Regions from separate parts of the Homo sapiens genome. Here region 1 is linked to region 2. A link is a contact called in ENCODE Hi-C or POLR2A ChIA-PET data. All regions are on one chromosome and are shown on one strand. Each heading gives the region's core, a stretch centred on a gene start or an enhancer-like site at or near the end of the contact. The rest is flanking DNA. Distances are from core to core; before and after follow the strand shown.

Evidence for each region. Hi-C counts contacts between places; a loop is a spot of excess contacts on that map. ChIA-PET counts read pairs that join two places held with the same protein, here RNA polymerase II (POLR2A). Pooled maps may share reads with other maps.
Region 1: a map of PC-3 shows a loop between it and region 2 (9-fold over the local background). The contact joins the promoter of TMEM17 here to the enhancer-like site in region 2. A Hi-C loop is called at or near these places in 7 of 168 maps with a recorded cell type or tissue (Caco-2, Calu3, MCF 10A and 4 more) and 3 of 50 pooled maps. POLR2A ChIA-PET finds 5 or more read pairs at or near these places in 13 of 52 experiments (A549, AG04450, BJ and 10 more).

The regions. Positions count from the first base shown.
Region 1 is chr2:62,503,668-62,507,987 of GRCh38, forward strand. It overlaps TMEM17 (transmembrane protein 17), which reads right to left and starts at 2,528. Exons shown (of 4, transcript NM_198276.3): 1 at 2,363-2,528. The coding sequence starts at 2,462. It also overlaps the pseudogene RPL37P13. RefSeq lists silencers at 1,427-1,721, 2,059-2,228, 2,439-2,708.
Region 2 is chr2:62,576,627-62,581,203 of GRCh38, forward strand. No RefSeq gene overlaps it. Among named protein-coding and RNA genes, the nearest start is that of TMEM17, 73 kb to the left of the region's middle. RefSeq lists an enhancer at 1,152-2,351. Within about 2 kb of position 2,350, at least 9 of the 41 ENCODE cell types and tissues checked have a DNase peak (open chromatin) inside an H3K27ac peak, as active enhancers do; they include HCT116, PC-3, PC-9 and 2 more, where a contact is called at or near this core.

The sequences.
Region 1 (4,320 bases), core at 1,278-3,777, 73 kb before region 2:
AAATATTAGTCCTCTTTCCTTCTTCTCTTCTACTTATCTACAGGCTCATTGCAAGCACACACCATGTCCTACCCTAATTTGAGACCCTCATAGAATCTAGCATCTTGCTTTCCACGCAGTGAATATCAAATACACATAAGAATGAATTAATGAAAGTATACTGTCATAAGGACATTACTAGCATAGCCATTTGTGATACATGAGTTCCATTTACCTAAGGTTGATTCCATAACACTTTCTGCTTTTATGTAAGAGAGCAGGGTCCTAGATTAAGAATTTGATTTTTAAAATTGAGCCCTACAAAATACATCCTAAATTTGACTAAATTCTTAAGAGCAGACACATATATTGAAATCAGTTGCTGTACACGTAAGATTTTAAAGGCTCTAAAATAAATGTCTTAAAAACATTATTTTCTCCTTTTCTCCATAGCTGAGTGTTTTTATCTGTCACTTAATTATTTTAAAATATAAGAAATAGTCATGGTCTCTCACAGCAAAATAGTTTCTTTTAGCTCCAAGAATATGCCTGATTATTATGATCTACTTTTGCTTGCAACTGTTTATTAAATTACCACTGATAAAGGAATGAATTCTTAAAATCTGTTAAATCTGAAGACAACTCACCAGCCTAGGATCTTTTCGATAGCAACAGTACAAAGCTGCGGACATGGTAATGACATAAACTTGTTATTACAGTACAAATAATCAAACCTACTTCCAATCCACAAAGAAGAAAATTTGGGAAAGAATAATAAATTGGGCAAGCTGAACATTTCAGTACCTTTGAGAAGAAACTGTAGTCAAATTTTGCAAAGAATGGTTTTCATGTTAGAAGTATTGTGTGTTAACATCTTAAAGGTTATGCTATGTCCATATTTCAGCAGATCAAACTTATAATCATGGAAATGAAAATCAAATTAATATGTAAATGAACCTTAAAAGCGTAAGACATAAACTTACTAAATTTTGCAAAAGTTCAAGTTGAGTTCTGTAAATGGAATTTAAATTAAAACATACAATATAAATCAGGGATAGGTAAACAACTGGCCAGCTGCCTGTTTTTGTACAGTCAATGAGCTAAAAATGTTTTTTCACGTTTAAATGGTTAAAAAAGTAATATTTTTTCCACACGTGAAATCCATATGAAATACAAATTTCAGTGTCCATAAAGTTTTATTGGAACACAGCCCTGCCTATTCAATAACTATTGTCAATGGCTGCCGTGGAGACCATATGGCCTACAAAGTCTAAAATATTTACTATCTGGTCCTTTTCAGAAAACGTCTTTTTACCTTGTATTATCAGACGTTAGTGCTCATTAAGCCTCATCCTTGGAACCAGAAACGTGAAAACCTATTTTTTTCACATTTTTCTCTGTACATCCTAAATCATAAAGGCCTACATTTGGGAAATAGGCAAGTGATCAAGGTGACAAAATGCAGCTTTGGGAACTGCCTTTACTTTTCTCTGTCCCTTTTAAAAATTCTCTAAAACCAAGCAGAGGAAAAGATTGATATTTCCCAGCAGAGTTGAATGATGAAAACCACATGGGTTTGGTTGACAGTGTGTTGTCTACCATCATGATGTAGGAGGAGGAAACTGTTCTGGAGGAAACTGTGTTATCACTTGACATCAAGTTAAAGGACGCAGAAGCATCATGGTATTTTGTTACCTTATGATAAGAGTTACATATAGGGGAGGAGGAGAAGGCAGGGAAGGGGTGAGTTTTGTTGAACGCCCGGCTAGTATGGCACATGCCAGTGGGAGTGGATGGTGGTTTGAAAGGACTCATTAACTTTTTTTTTTAATGTCTTCTACGAGAAAATGGCCTTGCTTAGGAACATACTTGTTCTGCTAGGAAAAGGGAAAAGGCAAATTTGTTCCCTGGGGTGGGGGTGGGGACGGGGGAGGTGGGATTGCTTGGGCTATTCCTCGTCATCCTGGACAGAAAAGCCGGGGCGGGCGCCGCAGAGGCAAAACAACTTGGGCCTTCGCTCTCGCGGCGCGCGGGGGACCAGCCTGTGCAGCAAGGGCGGCTTTTATCTTTTTATTTTTGGGGTTTCTCCGGGACAATGATGGGCCTTGCGCGGCACAGAGATCGGCCCCACGTCAGCTGCCGCGCTTGCAACAAGCTGGCCAGGGAGCACCACGCGGAGACCAGGCCCGGCCGGGGGCGGGAGGCCGCCAGCGCCTCAGCTCCCTGTCCGGCCCGGCCCCTCCTCCAAGGCGCTCTCCCGCACTGCGGAGAACTGGCTGAAGGCGACATCGCCATTTTAGGTACGGGCAAATTCTGGACGCTCCAAAATCCACGCCAAGCCCTCGGCAGGCCACACCCCCTGCACCGGGCCTCGGTCACTCACCCGGACCCTCATTGGACTCTGGACCGGTCCGATTGGAATCACTGAACACGGCCCGGCTGAAGTTTCCCAGCCGCTGGCGCACCGGATCCGGCAGCTCCATGCCTGGGCCTCAGTATCCCTCACCCCCTCAGACACGGGCTAGTCTGCGGGCGCTCCGAGGCTCCGTGGTTCCCACGGCAACCGGGCGGCGCGAGGCCGGCGGGACCCGGGAGCGCGCGGGGCTGCCCGGCTGGGCTGGGTCTCGTCCGGAGCCCGCGCAACCTGGAAGGGACCGGCGCGCTCAGAGCGCGTTCCAGGCCCAGGGAGCCGCGCGCCTCGGCCGTGTACAAAACGGCAGATCCCTTAGTTCTGCTTTGAGCTCGACCATCCTAAAAACAAACCTATACTAAGAAATGAGCTGGGGTTGGACTGCGATACAAGGAGCCCTCACATTTGCCAGTGGAACTGTAAATCGGTACAACCTTTCTGGAGAGAAATAGAGAACGAATGCAGAGCTTAAAGAATGTCTAGAGGTGTAGGGGTGTGTGTGAGAGAGAGAGACATCATGTGACTGATTATTTTTTAATAAGAAAACAGCAATGGGCAACTGATTAAATGTACTGGAGCACATACATTCAATGGAGTATGTTTCAGCTGCTTATAAAATGCTTGCAAAGGATATTGAATGGTATAGTTTAACTTTATGTAAAAATACAGCAGAAATAAAACTAAATGAGAATGAACCTAATTTAGCAAAATTTATGTGTATGAGTGGAGGGGAGGAGAGAGCGTGTGCACACTGGCTTGAAAAAAAGAACTGGAAAAAAGTCCAAAATGTTAACAGTCGTTTTCACTGGATAGTGGGATTGTAGGTGATTCAAAAATTTTTAAACGTCTTATTTTCTAGCTTTCTCTCAAGATATATTACTTAAAAAAAACTAAGTGTAATACACATACAGAAAAATTGTACACCTTTTGTAAGTAATATATATTACTTAAGAAATAAGTGTAATATATATACATAGACTGAAATCTGTATGTGTAATCAGCACCCTGTTCAAGAAACTTTACAATATTCCCAGAAACTCCCCCTTCCTATTTCCTTTCAGTCACTAAACCCACTCCTCACTCATAACTGACCTTTCCTGAATTCTAACAGCAAAGGAGAGTTTTGCCTTTTTTTTTTTAAATCAGAACATTTATTGTGTGACTAATCTAAAATTTTTTTTTTTTTTTTTTTTTTTAGACAGAATCTTGCTCTGTCACCCAGGCTGGAGTGCAATGGCACAATCTCGGCTCACTGCAACCTCCGCCTCCTGGGTTCAAGTGATTCTCCTGCCTCAGCCTACCGAGTGGCTGGGATTACAGGTGCCCGCCACCACACTCGGCTAATTATTGTATTTTTAGTAGAGACAGGGTTTCGCCATGTTGGCCAGGCTGGTCTCGAACTCCTGACCTCAAGTGATCCACCCGCCTTGGCCTCCCAAAGTGCTGGGATTACAGGTGTGAGCCACCGTACCTGGCCTGAAATTCTTAAGATGAACTGGATGCTGCAGCAGCTGTCCTCTTGGGTTTAGGTGGCATTCCTTTAAAAAATCCATGCCTTAACCTGCTGTACACAATTTTTAAGTGCCTCATTCGACCAGTCCCACTGGTATATTTTTTAGCCTCGGCACTCCAATTATACTTTATCTTGGCTTGGGAGGGTAGCCGCGTTTGCCACAGGCGGACTTTTGAAGGAGTTAGAGTCACAGGGCAGCACTAGCTGTGCATCTTATCGCACCACTTTCTAGATGATGACACTCCCTTTGTCATCTTGCTTCTGTTTTGCATATTTATATAAAAGCAATCATACTGTAAGTACTTTTTTAAAAAACTGGCTTTGTCTTCAACATTACTTTCATGAAATTCCTTCATGTCATTGAGTGTAGATTCTTTTGCCTTGCTCTTTGTGATCATACCACAATAAGCTTACTCAT
Region 2 (4,577 bases), core at 1,100-3,599:
CCTACATCTGAGAGCTGGAGGTGAGTTAGAAAATAGCATCCCCTACCCTCTGACTTTATTTCTGCCTGACTTCAATACCAGGCTCACCTGAGAACATTGCCAGGTGCTCAGACTGCATGGAGCCCTGTGTTTCCTAGGACTGGTGTATGACCTTGGCCACTAACTTCCCCAGAAAGGGCTCCTGTAAATGCTTAAAGAAGCTGATGCCGAGAAATTCTGTTGCATTCATGCCTGAGGTTTCAACTAATAGAACTTTGATATTTTTTTACACAGCTACTAAATTTTCAAAACTAAAGAATATATTGTTTAGGTATGTAAACATAGGTGGTGAAACCATAAAGCAGGGAATGATTAACGTGAAAGTGCCAATTTTTAAAAAGTGCCAATTAATATTAGCCTCTGGATAACCATGGGTGGGAAGTGAACAGAGGAGAGGTTTTGGGGGCAGGTGCATGGGACTCGTTAATGTTTTATTCTTAAACTAGGTTAGGTAGTGAGTACGTGGGTATGGGGTTTTACAGTTTTTTGTTTTTTGGGTTCTTTGTTTGTTTGTTTTTGTTTTTTTTTTGTTGTTGTTTTTTTGATGAGGTCTCACTCTGTCACCCAGCTTGGAGTGCAGTGGTGTGATCTCAGCTCACTTCAGCCTCCACCTTCTGGGCTTAAGTGATCCTCCCTCCTCAGCCTTCCAAGTAGCTGGGATCACAGGCATGCACCACCATGCTTGGCTAACTTTTTGTGTGTGTTTTTGGTAGAGACAGGGTTTTGCCATGTTGTCCAGGCTGATCTCAAACTCCTGAGCTCAAGCAGTCCACCCGCCTCGGCCTCCCAAAGTGCTGGGATTGCAGCCGTGAGCCACCATGCCTGGCCAGTTTTGGGCTTTTAATTCTTCTTTAAATTGTACCTATATTTTAATAAACTCTTCTAAGGGCAGTGAAAAGTAAAATAATGAATTTCAATGCCATTATCATAGGAAAAATTTCATCAACAGCCAATTTGGCCCTTGAGCCACATCAGTCTATATAGTCCTTTTATCATGGAATTTTGAATAAAAGACCTTAGACCAGCCAGTCCAAACTCCTTTTTATTTGTAACCATTATTATTTTAACTGGCTTTTGGTATATGCTCTTACTGTATAAGTTGCAATATAAATTTATAAGTTCATGTTGTTTTAGATGTGTGGTGAGTTATTAGACTCTCCTTGTTTCCTGGTGGTGTTTCTGTATTTTTCCTTCATCTGAGTCCTTTAACTTTTCTAAAGGTATGCTCAAGACTTTCTTCATTGGCCTTGATAATTTCATTCCACTTAAATATGGGGGTGGGACTGTGGAGGTGGAGACTGAAGGAGCCAACTCTGTCTTTTACCACCACAGTTCTCCTTCCTTTACTTCTCCCCCAGAATGTATTCATTTGGGTTTACTCAGTTCAATGCAAAGAGTTTGGGAGCCCAGGATCTTTTTGCCAAATTGGATGTGAGCTGACTCACTGACATATTTCTCAAGTGACCCATTGGTTCAATGAGTAACATCCTGGAAGAAACATGAGTTATTGTTAATCATAATTATTCCTTCACCTTTCCTGGAATGCCTTTGAAGGCACCAGGCATCAGCAATATCTGTCATCAAAAGCTCTTTTGTCTGCAGTTTCTGTGATTGCATTCAGCTTGTTCACAGCAGAGAGAGGTTTTTTTCCTAAGATGATGGCTTCCCTTCTCTCAAAGGTATCCAATATTTAGCCCGCCTGCAGAAAGGAAGTTGGCACAAGTTCTGAAGAGCCAATCAATTCCTTAGCTTGTTCTTCTTGAACAAGTGACCCTTTCTTGGTAGCTCTAGAATTTCACCACAATTGCAGAAGCTGAGTAACTTGTCAGCTGGTCATTTGTAACCAATAAACTGAAAAGATTATCCACCTTACATTTTGGGTAAATAGACAAAATTTGTAATTCTGGAATTGTGTCTTCAGGGCTGACTGTACTGTGGAATCACATCTGGACAAGATTTTGCTGTAGTTCTTGGCATTCCTGAACAGAATAAAAGCATGAAGGAATTAGAAATCTAAGCCAGAACCCATGCCTATTAATGTAGTTGTCTTCGTGTTAAAATGAGTAAAACATAAACTGAAGCACTGAGGTAAGAGGAATATTAGTTGTAACTTCTTTTGGCTGCAAAGGACAGAAACTCTGTGTACAGGCTTAATAGGAAAGGGACTTATAGGGATGCAAGAGAGTCATAGAAGCCAAGGAGAGAAATGTGGTTTGCCCTCAAGATGAGGTTGGAACCAGGAATGAGAAGGACCCAGGGACTCTTTCTTAACTCTGCTCCCCTTTGTGCATGTACATCATCTTTATTCCTCTTTGTAAATCAACTTTTCTTTGCTTCTCAGTGCAACACAGCCACTCCTGTGTTTGTTTTGTTAGTCATGATAGTCTAGGTTATGTTGAAATAAGAAATAAATCCTGGCTGGGTGTGATGGCTCACACCTGTAATCCCAGCGCTTTGGGAGGCCGAAGCTGGCGGATCAATTGAGATCAAGAGTTTGAGACCAGCCTGGCCAACATGGTGACACCCCATCTAAAAATTAGCCAGGCATGGTGGAGCATACCTGTAATTTCAGCTACTTGGGAGGCTGAGTCATGAGAATTGCATGAACCCAGGAAGAAGAGGTTGCAGCTAGCTGAGATCATGCCACTGCACTCAAGCTTGGGTAAGACGGAGTAAGACTCTGTCTCAAAGGAAAAAAAGAAATCCTAAACCATGAAGATGTTCTTCCTAACTCGTGTCACAATTTTCCATGGGCTGAGCAGCACTTCTCCATCCTATCACTATACCATTTGGAACACGTGGCCTCCGAGGTCACTGTGGCAGGGAAACAGAAAGTGAAAAGAGATGAGAAATATTTTCAACAGTTAGGCCTAAAATGATCTCATAATCACTTCTGTCTATTTCCCATTGGCCAGAACTTAGTCACATGGCCTCAACCTAACTGCAAGGAAAACTGGGAAATGAGATGAGCATTGGGAAGTTAGTGAGCACTAACAATCTCAGTCACATCTCCAATCAGCAGAAAACCCAGACCAATTAGTCCAAACTACTTGTTTCCTGAGGTTGTTTCTATGGGTTCAAACTCTGAATTCCTAGGGAAGAGACTCTTGCCCAGCCTTGCTCAGACTCCTGCCCAGCTCTGATCCAATCTGCTCTGTCTTAGAGGCAGGATCATGTTGAACAGAATATCTGCCAGGATCCCATCACTTTTAACATATGGTTCAAATGTGGAAGAGAAGGACAGTACTCAGAAAGGGTAGGCTTCTCAGACAATCGTTAGTGTCCACTACATAGAAGCATGTTTTATTTCTGGAGCCTCTGAGAATCAATCTTACACTATTTATGCTGTTTCTCAATAATGGTTTCTGGGTTTTAGGGAAAACCTTATTTTAAACATGCAAAAATTATAGTGAACCTATTTAGAAGAGTTAGGACTTACTGCTTTTCCCTCTAGAAAACGATTGACAAGACCTACCTTTGGAAATAAGGTACCTGACTTGTGAGGATGGTTACCAGACACACAAATGTGGAAGCCGTTTTTCCTGATCTCAGTTGAGAGCTGCTACTAGAACACAAAGATGGCACTGGAGTCCTCCCAAATGGACACCCCCCTACTGTGGTAGTCATTAGGGTTTTTCCAAAGAGTCTCATTCTTTTCTCCTTCTGGATATAAGATTGCACACCTCTGTCTCCTTTGTAATTAGATGTGGGGATATGACTTACTTTGGCCAATGAAATGGAAACAGAAGGGACATGTGTCACTGGTAGGCAGAGGCTTGAAGAGCCCCTTCATGATTCATCATACTTTCTTCTCCCTGCTTAGGTGATTGTAGAGGCGTATATTGATATGGAATAGCTCGGCCTGGATCTCCCTGCCTACTCATGCTGGACATCTAGCTTGAGCAAACAGTGAACTTTTCGTTGTGTTGAACCACTGAGACTGGGGCTGTTTGTTACTGTAGATAACCTGATCCATTCCAACCACTATATCATCATATGCAGCCATCCATACCACAAGGGACCCCCACCAACATACACAACCATCTGTGGCAATCTTGCTCAATGTAGAGTGCCCTTCCTTCTCTACGCTATCCCTTGGAGGACCAGTTATATGGTTTACACCAGCTTGGCAGTAATTGTCACACTTGAGTTCATTTGCATGGCCCCTTATTGCAAAAGCCATAGGAATGATAGGGCCATGGATATTTTATTTTTTTATATTTCTTATATATATTTTATTTAAGTTCTAGGGTACATGTGCACAACGTGCAGGTTTGTTACATATGTATACATGTGCCATGCTGGTGTGCTGCACCCATTTACTCGTCATTTAACGTTAGGTATATCTCCTAATGCTATCCCTCCCCTCTCCCGCCACCCCACAACAGGCCCCAGTGTGTGATGTTCCCCTTCCTGTGTCCATGTGTTCTCATTGTTCAATTCCCACCTATGAGTGAGAACATGCGGTGTTTGGTTTTTTTGTCCTTGCAATAGTGATAGTTTGCTGAGAATGATGGTTTCCACCTTCATCCATGTCC